Linked DNA regions of Homo sapiens: regions 1 and 2 are each linked to region 3. Evidence: chromatin contacts called from ENCODE Hi-C or POLR2A ChIA-PET data. All regions are on one chromosome and are shown on one strand. Each heading gives the region's core, a stretch centred on a gene start or an enhancer-like site at or near the end of the contact. The rest is flanking DNA. Distances are from core to core; before and after follow the strand shown.

Evidence for each region. Hi-C counts contacts between places; a loop is a spot of excess contacts on that map. ChIA-PET counts read pairs that join two places held with the same protein, here RNA polymerase II (POLR2A). Pooled maps may share reads with other maps.
Region 1: a loop to region 3 is called in a map with no recorded cell type, with 13 times the contacts of the local background. The contact joins the enhancer-like site here to the promoter of LINC01629 in region 3. A Hi-C loop is called at or near these places in 2 of 168 maps with a recorded cell type or tissue (B cell and PC-9), 24 of 37 single-sample maps with no recorded cell type and 13 of 50 pooled maps. POLR2A ChIA-PET finds 5 or more read pairs at or near these places in 7 of 52 experiments (B cell, CD4-positive, alpha-beta T cell, CD4-positive, alpha-beta memory T cell and 4 more).
Region 2: a loop to region 3 is called in a map of endothelial cell of umbilical vein, with 4 times the contacts of the local background. The contact joins the promoter of VASH1 here to the promoter of LINC01629 in region 3. A Hi-C loop is called at or near these places in 1 of 168 maps with a recorded cell type or tissue (endothelial cell of umbilical vein) and 6 of 50 pooled maps. POLR2A ChIA-PET finds 5 or more read pairs at or near these places in 3 of 52 experiments (BJ, T-cell and activated naive CD4-positive, alpha-beta T cell).

What each region holds. Positions count from the first base shown.
Region 1 is chr14:77,117,372-77,122,261 of GRCh38, reverse strand. No RefSeq gene overlaps it. Among named protein-coding and RNA genes, the nearest start is that of CIPC, 22 kb to the right of the region's middle. RefSeq lists enhancers at 340-519, 900-1,129, 1,140-1,199, 1,210-1,409. Within about 2 kb of position 1,346, at least 16 of the 41 ENCODE cell types and tissues checked have a DNase peak (open chromatin) inside an H3K27ac peak, as active enhancers do; they include B cell, CD4-positive, alpha-beta T cell and GM12878, where a contact is called at or near this core.
Region 2 is chr14:76,759,875-76,764,497 of GRCh38, reverse strand. VASH1 (vasohibin 1) reads right to left here and starts at 3,030. Exons shown (of 7, transcript NM_014909.5): 1 at 1,368-3,030. The coding sequence starts at 1,676. RefSeq lists silencers at 2,504-2,773, 2,874-3,063.
Region 3 is chr14:76,957,438-76,962,026 of GRCh38, reverse strand. LINC01629 (long intergenic non-protein coding RNA 1629) reads right to left here and starts at 2,389. Exons shown (of 3, transcript NR_133913.1): 1 at 2,274-2,389. RefSeq lists enhancers at 1-141, 1-241, 882-1,416, 2,499-2,568, 2,609-2,788 and 3 more.

The DNA of each region.
Region 1 (4,890 bases), core at 97-2,596, 160 kb before region 3:
GTTCGGGTTTTGGAATACAATTTTGGGAGGAAAGGTGTGAAAATCTGAGTGACAAGGACCATGTTTTTGAGGATTTTTAAAGGTCCCCAAAGTGGGACCTACCCCAGGGCTGACCTGTGGCCTTGTGTTGACTGGTGCCTGCTCACCTCTGATCCTGTGGGTCCAAGAACCTTTTTTTCCCTTGAATTAAATATTTCTGCCATGTTGACTTTTTTTTTTTTAAATCATTCAGTGCATACTGTCCCACATGTCCTGATCCCCATGCAACTGGTGGGGCCAGGAGCCAGTCTTGGCCACGGGCTGAGCAGAAGTGACATTGTCACTGCAGCCCAACCTGACTAGTACAATCAGCAATGTTAGTAATTTACTAGCTAGGAGCTTCACGGCACAATTGATGTTTATAAAATGCTTCAAGAATAAAATCAGCACAGGCTGGAAAGCATGATACTTCTAAATACACCTTGCCAAGACAAGCATCAACTTGGATATCCTTTCAAAAAAATAAAAGGCTTTCACCTTGAAGTTCACTCTCTCGGCCTGTGAGAGCCCAGGGGACCATTATTGAAAACACACAGTCTAAACCATGCCTGTCACTGTTTTGTCGGGCTGTGGGTATCCGGGGCTGTTTGTTGTGACGGTTCACTGCCCTTTCTCTGTGTTTTGCTGAAGTGAAACTCATTTGCATTTCCTGAGCAGCCCAGTGATGAGAGGAGAGGCCCAGAAACCTTGCTGGAGCTCAGAGGGGAAGCAGAATGAAATGTTAACCAGCAGGACCACCAGGCTTCTGGGGCCAAGTTTTCCTGCCATTTTTGAAGACAATGCAGGACTCGTTGAGGTTGTGGTGCTCCATTTGTGTGTAACTTCTTTAGGCTTCTTCTCTTCCCCTGACTGGGCAATGTACTCACTTGTGCAAGGGTTGAGTGGAGATGATAATTTCAACCCAGCTCTCTGTAGAGACATGATTATTGTGGTTTACCATCTACAAGTGGTGGCAGGTCTTGATTTTTCAGGGCTTCTGGTTTTTCACTCTCACCCTCAAATGAAGGGCAGGCCCCATGCCAAGCGCTCCCATCTGTCCACCCAGCAGGCAGGGGCTTTGTGGGCTGTCCCCAGAGAATGGAGGCCTTTGCTCTCTTCTGTTATAAAGACACCAGGATGAACAAACATGCTTCCAAGGCCACTGCAATTTTTGGGATCTAGTGAGTCTGTAGGAAATGTAACGGCAGCTATTTTTACTCTCATGCTCTCCAGCCACTCTGACTGCCTTGCTGGAAGGATAATAATCACTCCACCTGCCAGGGCCCTCACAAGGGCTGGCCGCAGGATCCCACTTTCGGTTTTCATTCTCCTTCATATTCTAACAGCTTCCTCCCACTCCCTGGGTTATCTTCATATTCTATGGGCCCTTCTTGCTTTTTTGCTCAACTCATCTCCTCCAGCTGCTGTAATTTAAGGCAGGAACCATACAGACTGTTCTTTCAAGCAATTCTGTCTTGCATAACCATCCTTTAGAAAGAGATAGGAAAGCCATGTGTTTTAAGAATAAAGGGGGGCCAGGCACGGTGGCTCATGTCTGTAATCCCAGCACTTTGGGAGGCTGAGGTGGGCGGATCACCTGAGGTTGGGAGTTCGAGACCAGCCTGACCAACATGGAGAAACCCCATCTCTACTAAAAATACAAAATTAGCCGGGCGTGGTGGCACATGCCTGTAATCACAGCTACCCAGGAGGCTGAGGCAGGAGAATCGCTTGAACCCGGGAGGTGGAGGTTGCCATGAGCCGAGATTGCACCATTGCACTCCAGCCTGGGCAACATGAGTGAAACTCCGTCTCAAAAAAAAAAAAAAAAAAAAGTAAAAAGAAAGAAAATAAAGGAAGGATTCTGAGAGGAAAAAACCAAAATGGTCACACATGGACCCACAGAACAGCTCCTTCCAGGAAGCCAGTCAAAGAGTAACCATCCTGGGTTGATATTTTCTCTCCTCTCATTCACTGTAAATGAGATTTTGGTAGAAGACAGTCTTAATTATCCCAAGCAGTCACAACCCTGAAGGGGCTGAATGCCATCACTTGAATTCCATCACTGGGTCTGTGAGCGGCGAGGCTGCCTTGCTCCGTAGAGCAGTTTTAAAACACTTTTGAGACATCACTTTTTTGCGTTGCACCTTCATCTCAGGATGTCAAGTGCATAGCGAGGATTATGCCCCTCCTCTTTTGATAAAGGAAACTGACGTAGCAGAGGTAAAGGCTGCAGGAGCTAGGGCACAGTCGTTGTTTTCTTCTGCCTCTTTCTCTCAGGGATTCTGATTGTGCTGTGTCACCCAGGCAGACTTCTCATCTCTAATCTCTCTTCTGGTGTAGATGAAAGGTTGACCCAAAAGGCTTGGACCAGAATAAAGACCTCACAAAGTATCACTGCATCTATGTCATCTCTGACTAGTGACAGTGAAAATAATGTTAAATCAACCCAAGTGGTTCTGTTTTTCGTTTGGCTTTTTTGTGAGACAGGGTTTTTGTCACCCAGACTGGAATGCAGTGGCATGATTTTGATTCACTGCAACCTCCGCCTCCTGGGCTCAAGTGATCCTCCCACCTCAGCCTCCAGAGTAGCTGGGACTACAGGTGTGTGCCACCACACCCAGCTAATTTTTGTATTTTTTAGAGAGACAGGGTTTCGCCATGTTGCCCAGGCTGATCTCAAAGTCCTAGGCTCAAGCAATCCATCCACCTCGGCCTCCTGAAGTGCTGGGATTACAGGCATGAGCCACTGCACGCAGCCCCAAATTGTTCCTTAAAACACATGAAGAGGCCAGGCACGGTGGCTCATGCCTGTAATCCCAACACTTTGGGAGGCTGAGGTGGGCGGATCACGGGGTCAGGAGATCAAGACCATCCTGGTTAACACGGTGAAACCCCGTCTCTACTAAAAATACAAAAAAAAAAAAAATTAGCGGGCATGGTGGTGGGCACCTGTAATCCTGGCTGAGGAGGCTGAGGCAGGAGAATGGTGTGAACCCGGGAGGTAGAGCTTGCAGTGAGCCGAGACAGCGCCACTGCACTTCAGCCTGGGCAACAGAGCGAGACTCCGATTCAAAAAAAAAAAAAAAAAAAAAACGAAGAAACATCATCCCTGGTTGTGCAGAGAGAAGTCTGAAAGGAAATAAGCTAACTAACACTCTCCCAAATACAAAAGTTACCTTCTTCATCTCAAATGAAATGAAAGGGCTGTTTGCAGATGGCTGACCAGAAAAGGAGATGATCTGATTTAACCCCAAATCATTCTCCTTTTGGGCCAGTAAGAATTCTTTGAGACCAGGTTTTTACATGGGAGGTAGTAAATCCACATTAGCTGCAACAAGATAATCATATGAAAGGCAACACCAATGCAGACTGGCAAAGAGCTTCTCCCAGAGTTCCATACAAAGAAGTTAAAAATCTGACAGAACACCGTACTATAAAACCATCTTACTGGAGGCCCTCAGAACCTCTTTTCTAAGCACCCCATGTTTTAAAAAATTTAAGCACCTGGGTGCGGTGGCTCACGCCTGTAATCCCAGCACTTTGGGAGGCCGAGGCGGGTGGATCACCCTGCCAAAATTCTCAGGAATTCGAGACCAGCCTGGCCAACATGGTGAAACCCCATCTCTACTAAAAATACAAAAACTAGCTGGGCGTGGTGGCACACGCCTATAATCCCAGCTACTTGGGAGGCTGATGCAAGAGAATCGCTTGAACCCAGGAGGCAGAGGTTGCAGTGAGCCGAAATCATGCCATTGCACTCCAGCCTGGACGACAAGAGCAAGACTCCGTTAAAAAAAAAAATTAATCTATTAATTCTATGGCTCACCTGTAACACAACTATAGATCTTACAAAGGTTAGCACTGCGATTAAACTTCAAGGTAACTAATTCAAATTCTTCATCATTCAGCTGAGAAGAGTGACATCTAGAGAGAGGTTAAGTGACTTATCCAAAGTCACTGAGTCAATGAGTAGTAGATATGACATGTGAATGTAGGTCTTTAGACCCCATCACACCAGGCTACAATCTGCAGGGATGCCATAAAAAAATGTGGATGAAACATGTTTGCAAACAGGCCGTCCTAAGGGGCAAGCGTTTCCACATACAGGAATCACGCCCAGGGGTGAGGAGCTGCAAACGCAAATAACTGGGTTCTCTTGAGCCTCTGAGGCTCAAATTTTTGTGCTCCCTCCCTTCTCTGGATTCCACTTCTTAAGGAAGGATGGTTCTCTTTATTTCAGAAGGGACCTTCTCTAGCCATATTTACCTATTTTTTGTTTCTTACTAGTGGCCTTACAGCTACATTTTAAAAAGCCACTTAGACAATTGTATAGGACAGAAATAATACTAGAAGAATTCGACTATGACAACCCTCCAGGCTTTTAGTGAGGTCAGCTTTTCATTTCCCCAGTGTCTTAAAGATCCCAGAAAGGGGCTCCTGACTGGCCTGGGAAACAGGGAGGACTCCACATGTCTCCCTGTTGAGATCTTCTAGGTGAACCCTGACAAGGAGCAAGGCTTGAGGAGGCAAAGGGGAAGGCATGGAGGTGTGCTTGCTAAGGACCACTGTGCTGTAGAAAAAACTTCGCTTACTGTGGCTTTAGTTTATCCCGGTATACAATTATAGTAGCTTTGTCACTTAAAAGTTCTATTTGTGAAAGTGTCAATCAGATGGAAGAAATCACTGGACTATCTTCACCTCTCACTCCTCCCAACCTGCCCAGTATAAGCCTCCAAGGCTCCAGAAAACAGGGGACTACTCATTTGCCATAAGGCTACTCATATTTCAAGTTCACACCAGTGAAAATCTGAGCAATGAATTTCCACATGTTCAGTGTCTAATCCCAATATTCCCAAATAACATGAGTAC
Region 2 (4,623 bases), core at 1,781-4,280, 200 kb after region 3:
AATACTTTCGCTTTCAGAATTTTTCCCAAGGAAATAATCAGAGATGAACCCCAAAATTTATATTTTAGAATGTTCACCATAGTATTCATTTTAGGAATAAAACTGGAAACAACATCCAACTCTAGGGGATTAGCTAAATAAATATTAAGTCAGTGCAGAGCACATTTATGCGGCCATTCCAAATCAATCTACATTTTGTTTCCCCTGGAAACATTAGGCAGTATTTAAACCTTCAACCTTTGATTCTCTTTTTCCCAGAAGACACTTTCTGATGGCTGTACCAATAACTTGGTAAAAACAAAACGGGCCACTTGTCCTCATGTCTAATTCACACTAACTTCCATTCTTCCTAGCCCCCTTCCTTCCAACCTGGGCAGGCAGGGCTAAGCACTGGGCTCTGAACTCAGTCCAAAGGGCTCTTTTTTGGAGATTTCAGGCCTCTGCATTTGGCAAAGTGCCTCCTAGTCTTGATCATGTTTTTTTTTTTTTTAATATCTGGCATGTATTTCCATATAGCAGCGTACAGCACAGAAACTCTCAAATACCCTTTCATTCAGCAAACACACACACTAGTGCCTGTTCTGTGCCAGGCACACAGGAGGCCTTGGGAAGACAAAGATGAATGAGATACAGCCTCTGTTTTCGTTGGTGACACAACTGAAGTATAGCTGTCATGGAGGAGGAGTTACAGCCAACACAGAAAAATTATTTCATTTTATGCTTCTCCATAAGACCTCTTCTAATGTGCTTGAATCTACTGTCCAACAGAGAAGAGGACCTGGACACTTCCCTCCACCACCACCCCCCGCCCTTCTCCTGAAGACCTGAAATTGAATCTCAGTTCTGCCACTTACTGGCTGTGGGATCTTGAGTTCCTACTTGAGTTTTCAGCTTTCTCATCTGTAAAATGGGAATCCAAACTGTACTTACGTCACAAGGCTGTTGGGAGAATTCAATGACATAATGCACGAAAATATTTTCTCAACATATGAAGCCCTGCATCTCCTTAGTCATTCATTACATTTGTCTGCTCACAGTTCTCTGGCTTGGCAAGTGTCATCAAGCAAATGAGACGTCAAGCCATCCTACTGTGTTTGTTAGTTCCATCTGCTGCTGTCCCCTCCTGTAAAACGTGGACATTTTAAAAGACAGCGGGGAGGGCCTCCTGGAGACAATGTATGTGAGCCTCCCTCCTAGAATGGCAGTGAGAGAAAGTTCTCCTAGACAGGTATGATATCACTGCATTTTAAAGATCTTACCGAGCCAGTGGTCCCCTGCCCCGTGGGAGGAGAGTGTGGCTTCACTCTTGGCCCCAAGGTCACTAAAACCTAGACTGTGCTATCACCCCCCTGACCCGTGTGTCTCACCTTGGGCAGGTCTGTGGCCCCACGGATCCGTTGCGCCACCTTCTCTCCATCGGGGTGGATCTTGGCCACGTGTTTCCACATCCTTTCCCAGGTGGCCTCATCCACAGGTAGCCCACCCCGGTTGACAAAGAAGGGGACGCCTCCGTCTCGCAGGTCCTCTTCCCCTTCCTCTTCTGGCTCCTCATCTCTCTGGGCTGAGGTTCCTTCGCTGGTCTCCAAACGCCTGACCCCAGAGGGGGCGGTGGCCGCAGCGGACGTTGGAGTGGCACCGCTGCTGCCACCCCCAGCCACCTTCTTCCCCCCTGGCATCCCTAAATCTTCGAGGGGGGTGGTGGAGGCGGGAAAACAACTGGCTCACAAGAGGCCTCCCACACACCGGCTGCAGAGATAACACATGGCCAGAGTGCAAGGCGCCTTTAAGAAATCAGGGCGTGGCTCCTGTACAATAAAATACGACTTGATAAAAAAAATCAGTGCAATAAGGTGAATTAGGGTCCGAGGGGGTGGGTTGTCTGGGGTCAGCCTTGGAGGCCTTGTTCTGTTTGAAAAACGGAATAAAGAGAACACACCCCAACTTGGCAGCCGTCACAAAGCACCCCCATCTAACTGCGAGAACAATGACGGGCAGCAGTGAGGGCTGGCAGAGCGGAGAAAAGTCGGAGGGAAACTGAGGCCAGACAGCTCGGACCAGCGGCTGCAGAAAGGACAGAGTCAAGGCACGGGTGCCCACTGGGCGCCCTGGGTCTCAGTTTCGGAGGGAACAAAATCCCCTACACAACTCTCGCACGCTCACATCTGCGCGCGCCCCAAGGAAGACCGAGGCGACTCCCGGCCGCGCGAGCTCGGAACCAAGACCCCCGGGCGGGAGAGCGGCGCTGGGGGGCGATTTCTCCGACGCGACGAGACAAGTCCGGGAGCCAAGACTCGCAGCTGGCCGGGAGCGGGGAGGGGGCGCGCGCCGACGCGCACATTCCCCGCCTGCGGCCAACTCCCTGCACAAAGTGGGCTTTGTCTGGGTCCCCTGTCCCCTCGTCCCCAGAAACAGCGGCGGAGTCCCCAGAAAGGGAGCGGGCGCGGCGGGGAGGCGAAGGCTGCGAGCCCCGAGGCCCAGCGGGTCCCCACTCGGGCGCGTCTCAGCGGGAGGACGGCTGGCACCTGGCGCCGCGCTGCACCAGCCGAGCCATCGCAGGGCACGGGGCCCGCGGCTCAGCGGGACCGGCTCGGGCGGCGCGCAGGGGCCAGGCTGAGGTCACTGAGCGGCGGGCTGCGGCCGCGGGGTCGCTGCCTGGGACTGGCTGCAGCATGGGCGGTGGCGCGGCCCGGGCGGGCGGAGGATGCTCCGTGGCTGTTCGCTCGGGCTGCAGCTGCCCTGGCTGAGGGTGGAGGAAGGACCGCGGGGCGGGGACCGCAAGCCCGGAGGCTCGCGCAGCCTCGGCCGGCGGATGTAGCTGGAGGCGAGTGACGAAGCCGGGCGAGCGCGCGCTGCGCTGGTGCCTGGGGAGCAGCCCGCCAACGCGGAGCCCGCCAACGAGAAGCCCACCAGCCGATCGCTGCTCGGCGAAGCTGGGGCCGCCGCTGCTGCAGCCCCGCCGCCCCTGGGCCCCGCTGCCGCCGACCACGTCCCCTGCCAGCCAGCCGCCCACCAGGCTCGACTACGGCCCGCGCCGCGCATGCGCTCCGTCCCCCCCTTAAAGGGCCAGCGCCTTCGCGCCCAGTCCTCCGCCCCCCGCGGCGGTGCCTCTGTCCCAAGTTACCCCAAGGACGCCGGTGGGCATTCGCTCCCTCCTCACCCAGCTGTCAGGGCGCCGCGAAGCCGGTGCGAAGCTGCGGAGGACGTTTTCAACGTGCCAGAGGGAGCGCAAACTCCATGGAGATTCCTAGCGCAGAAGGAATTCCTGCGGTCGGGAATTTCTTGAAAAAGATTCTTCGCAGGGGCCCTGAGCCGGTAGGACCGAGAGCACTGGCCTGGAAGACTGGGATTCTAGACCGGATTCAGTGCCTGTGTTGCTTTGGGACGTTCAGCAGTTCCCTTCCCTCTGTAGGCCTCAGTTTCCCCATATCCCAGCCGAGGTGGTCACAGTGAGTGAGCGCAGAGTCCCTCCCAGCGCGCACAGTTCTTAGAGGAGGACATCTAGGGATTGAGACGGGGGGTCACTATCTCTGGAAACGAAAAGGGTTAAAAGTCACCCTGTTTTATTCGATTGCCTGCACTGGTGGGAATGGGGTGCGCAGAGCTCACCCCTAGACCATCTGCCTAGACCGGGCTTTGGACGCTCTGGACCCCGCGGACCAGGGTGGGACCGCGACGTGGGCGTGGGAGGCAATGCTTGGGGAGGGTCCGCTGGCCTAGAGGAAGGTGAAAGTACAACCAGCTGTGGTGCGTGGTTGGACACTGGACGCACCCTCCGCCTCCCTCATGCCATAGAGTTGTAAATGGTGGGAAAGGCACTATCTCTAGGCTGAAGCCAAGAACTTTAGGAAGAGACGGCCGAGTGTGTGCTTTAAGATGCTCCCCCTCTCCCCTGCCTGTAGTTAGCATGAATCACAGTCTTGTGGGAGAATGCAGATTCCTTGGCCTTAGCCGGCAGATTCAGATTCCTTAGTTGTGGGGTCGTTGCATTTCTTGACAAGCTGAGGTTACTACACAAGGGCTGGGTTAAAGGCCTTAGAGAGACCCCAGGGCCTCAGTGGTTTCACATCTGTTCTCTAAAGCTGTCCCTAGTATCTGAACTTTCTGGGTACCCTGTGCTCCCGTAGCAACCTCTTACTACCTCCAGGGTCAGAAACCAAGGGTTATCAGTGATGGGAAGGATTGCAAGACTCCAAGAAAGTTAGTTCAGCCTGGATCTTCTTAAACTCACTAAGGCAAGAAGACTCCAAGCGTAGAAAAATCACTAGGGATCAACAACTATCACCCTGTATTGTATAAACCAAGTCTCAGAGGGTAATTTCCCCAAACTCACACAGCTAGTAAGTGGCAGAGCTAGAATGTGAACAGAAGTCTTACTTCTTCAGACACTTGTTTTTCACTCTATACATTGCTTCTTGTGTTAGCCAAGTGGTGCTGGTTTTAAAATTGGCTTGCAAGCTCTTGACCATTCTTTTCAAAAGATGGGATCTAATTCCTTTCCCCCTGAATGTGGGATGTACTTGGTGACTGGTGTCTAATGAATAAAGTGTGATGAAAGTGAAGCTGTATGACTCTTAAGACCAGGCCATAAAAAGGAGACAGCTTCTTCTTGGTTCCTCAGAAGAA
Region 3 (4,589 bases), core at 1,140-3,639:
GATGTGTGGGCGGGACAGCGAGCTTGACGAAAACGAGAGAAAATGTGTTTTGTAATTAGTCATTGCCCCCTGGGGTGAGGTTGGGAGTTTTCACCGGAGGTGGGTTGACCAGATTTGCAAAATGACAAACAGGGGCTAACCGCGGGCTGGGGCCGCAGCGGGGCTTCCGGCCCCGCAGGCAGAAGTCGAGCTTTCTAGTTTTTTCTCTGTCCCGCCCCCCTGCATTCAAGGTTCCGCCAAATAGTAGAAACTGGGAGGAGAAAGACTCTCAGGAGACTGCCCAGGGGCCAAACTGCCCTTTCTGACTCCGGCCCCTGCGCTCTGCGTGGTCTCATGGCCAGGGGAAAGGGGACAGGGTGGCCCTTGCTACTTGGAAGGGTCCATCCAAGGATTTTGACTGACTTAACGCTGTGGAGGTTCTGGGGAAAGTTGAAAACATTCTGAAGATGGGGGATCTGGATGAAAGCTACCATCCCTCTTTTCCTCCTAATGAAAATAGCAGGCTGGGTGAGGTGGCTCACGCCTGTAATCCCAGCACTTTGGGAGGCTGAAGTGGGCAGGTCACCTAAGGTCAGGAGTTTGAGACCAGCCTGGCCAACATGGTGAAACCCCGTCTCTACTAAAACTGCAAAAGTTAGCCAGGCATAGTCTCAGCTACTCAGGAAGCTGAGACAGGAGAATCACTCGAACCCAGGAGGCAGAGGTTGTAGTGAGCCGAGATCGTGCCACTGCACTTCAGCCTGGGCGACAGAGCTAGACTCTGTCTAAAAAAAAAAAAAAGAAAAGAAAAAAAAATAGCAAAGGGAATGGAGCACATTTCGGTGTGAAGGTGTGAAGCGTATGGAAAAGTGGAGGTCAGTGGTTCCCCTACAGGCACTCCTGGGGTGCTGCAACCAAATGCTAGGACAGAGACCCCCACCCCCACCCCACTGCCGACACATACACAAAGGGCACACTTTGGTCTCCACTCCTCTATTTTCCAGAGCAGTGGCTTTCGAACATTTGAAATCAAGACCTGCACTAAGAAATGCGTTCCTATCTCAACCCATTACTCAGACAAGCATACTACCCTGAGGCAAAAACTTTATGAAATTAAACGTTCCTTTTAACCTGCACTTCTATTCTTACATTCTCTTCTATTTCCTTTTTTTAAAAAAAATTCTGGCTGGGCGTGGTGGCTCACGCCTGTAATTCCAGCACTCTGGGAGGCCAAGGCATGCGGATCACTTGAGGCCAGGAGTTCGAGACCAGCCTGGCCAACATGGCAAAACCCCGTCTCTACTAAAAATACAAAAAATTAGCCAGATGTGGTGGCAGGTGCCTGTAACGCCAACTACTTGAGAGGCTGAGGCTGGAGAATCACTTGAACCCAGGAGGTGGAGGTCAGTGAGCCAAGACTGTGAAACTGCACTCTAGCCTGGGCAGAGACTAGAGACTCTAGCCTGGACAGAATGAGACTGTCTCAAAAACAAACAAACAAAAAAATTCTGTGTATGACTATGATCCCTTAACTTGATTTCATGACCCACGAATGGATCTCAACCTACAACTGGAAAAACCCACTACTCTGGAGGAGCTGATTCCGTACTCTGCTGGATCTTCAATTCCTGACCGCTGGAAATTGGCTGCAATTTTCCTGGTGAGTTCCTCCCTCCATGTTCTCCTCACTAATACACCCTACACCAGACCTCCAGTCCTAAAAGCCACCACCTGCTTCACGTCACCACACCTGTGCCAATCAGATTTCCTCTGTTCCCTCTTGGACCTTCAGGGACCTCCAGGATAAATGCCAGGATCCCAGTTACTGGCAGACTGAGAGAAGGATGACAGCCCCAAAAGATCACGAGGTTCCTATCTGTTCATATTTGGTGGGCAGCTTTCGTCTGCAAGAACAAAATACAAGCCGGGTGAGGCGGCTCACATCTGTAATGCCAGTACTTTGGGAGGCCGAGGCAGGCGGATCACCTGATGTCAGGAGTTTGAGACCAGCCTGACCAACATGGCGAAACCCCATCTCTACTAAAAGTACAAAATTAGCCAGGTGTAGTGGTGCATGCCTGTAATCCCAGCTACTCGAGAGGCCGAGGCAGGAGAATCGCTTGAACCCGCGAGGCGGAGGTTGCAGTGAGCCGAGATCGCACCACTGCACTCCAGCCTGGGCGACAGAGAGAGACGCTGTCTCAAAATAAATAAATAAATAAATAAATAAATCAATAACAAAATACATAACTCAAGCAATTTAAACAGTGAGGGGTAAAACTGAAATCACATACCAGGAAGCCCAGAGGTCTGCGGTTCCAGGGTTGGTAAATGAAGTGACCACTCTATGTCTATTTCTCTCTTGTCATTGACACCCTTTGGAAGTGTCTTTTTCTACCTTAGTCTCAGTATGACAAGAGTGCTATGTCAGGGGGCTTTTGTAGGTAGCAGAAGGGAAGGGTGAGGCCAGGGTTTCAGCTGGCTGGGCAAGTGGGTGAGTCACTAAGTGGCTGGGCCCCTTTAGCCCCATGTAAGGACAGGCTGCAGCCACCCACTGCCCGCCCCAACTGTGTCTGGACAGAAATGGACATGTCTGCTTTGCAGCAGCCACGCCTCATGCTGGGATAAACCTATGAATCAGGAAGGCCACAGATGCTATCACCCGTTTCTCTCCACCAGTTACAGGCCCCGAAAGCAGAAATGGCTGTGGCCTCACCTACGAATCCTGAATGGCGAACCCAGCATCCTGTCTCTAGCTCAGTGCTGGATTCCCTGGAGCAGGAGTGCCAAATGTGGCAGTGAGGGAAACTCTTTGGTTCTCCCTTCCACTTTGGGCTCATTCTAAGTCTATTCTCTAGGCACTGAGACCCCTCATGTTGATTTCTTCTGCCTACATGGGCCTGTTGTCTGTCGGTTTTCCCAGGAAGAGCTGGGAACTTGAGGGTTGGGGTGGGTGGGTATAATGGTGGCAGAGTCTCCCCCGGTTTCTGTGTCTATGGTAGTACCTGATAGCACAGACCTTGCCTTAACCTAGGTCTAGTAGCATGTGGGACTGTGTGTGAACTGGAAGGAACATGAGTGCCACTTCCCTTACTATGTAGATGTGGAGCCCCAGGCTCAGAAGGGGATAGTGATTTGCCCAAGGCCACACGGCTCCTTAGCAGCAGAGGCATACACTGGGGTTTCCTGGACTTCAAGCCTCCACTCTTTTGCCACTCCCACCTGTGGGGATCCCTGCTTTGCCCCCTAATTGGCTCCACCTCCCAAAGTCATCATAAATGGCCCAGGTGAGAGTGGTGCCCTGTTGCTAGGGGCTACCGGGTCCAGGCAGTAACTCAGATGCCTGCCCCAGGAAAACCCTGACAGTGGAGGAAACGCCTGTGTTTCTATCCCAAGCTGGTTTGCCTCGCTCCTGCTGAACACAGTAAAAAGAAGGTAGAATCCACACTGCAGGCCCTGAGACAACAAATGCTCACCCTTCTGAGGAAAGCTGCCTTTAACAAAGGGGAGTAGGGCTTGGCTGGCCCTGGAAAGAATTTGCTACGGGTGCTGGTGTTAGGGAGGGTATGGTACCAGCCAGTGTGTAGGAGTTCTGCTCATGGGAGGGTGTACCGGGTGTGTGCTGATTCCTCTGTGTGTGCCCAGGAAGACGGCAGCTAGTGTAGACAACCAGGGAGTGCCTGACTGGCAGCTGGAATGCCAGGGTTCTCTCAGCCACCTGTCGGTCCTGTGACCTTGGGACTTAACCTCCCAGTCTCAGTTTTTCTCAGCTGCAAAATGGGGATGCTAAGAATCTCCTTCACAAGATTGCTAAAGAGGTAAAACGAATGGATGTGCATATTCTCCCAGCGGCTGGACAAAGTGGCTTATGCCTATAATTCCAGGACTTCAGTAGGCAGACGCAGGAGGATCACTTGAGCCCAGGAGTTCAAGACCAGCCTGGGCAACATAGCAAGACCCTGTCCCTTCAAAAAAAAATTAAAAATTAGCTGGGCATGGTGGCATGCACCTGTAGTCCCAGTTACTCAGGAGGCTGAAGGGGGAGAATCTTTTGAGCCCGCGAAGTCGAAGCTGCAGTGAGCTATGATCGCGCCACTGTAGTCGAGCCTATGTGGCTGAGAGAGACCCTGTCTTAAAAAAAAAAAAAAAAAGTTGTTCACCCAGGGACACAGCATGAGGGCTGCTCTGGAGGTAGGGGCTGGCATGGAGTTGTGCTCCTCCCCCCTGGGCCCTCACTCTGCCTGCGGGTGTCAGGCAGTGTGTGGTCTGGGGAAGGGCAGGGCAGGGCACAGCAGCTCCCGAGCCCCTCGTCTGTGATTTCCTTCCTGACTTCCTTGGCTGCCCAAGGCAGCACTAAATCAGGTCACCACATCTCTCTCCTCACAGTAGGTGTCATGCAAACAGCTCCTGCCCAGCTCCCAATCCAGGTCACCATCTCCCCACCCACTCCCTTTTCTGGCAGCCAAGGAAAGGGCTTCTTGGTGCTTTTATTCTTAAGTGGCCGTTTATTAGACCCTGGCTATGTGCCTGACACTGGGCCTATTGCTTTAAGTAGAAATAACAGGCACCATTTGCTGCATGTGATATACCAGACCCCATCATGAAATTAT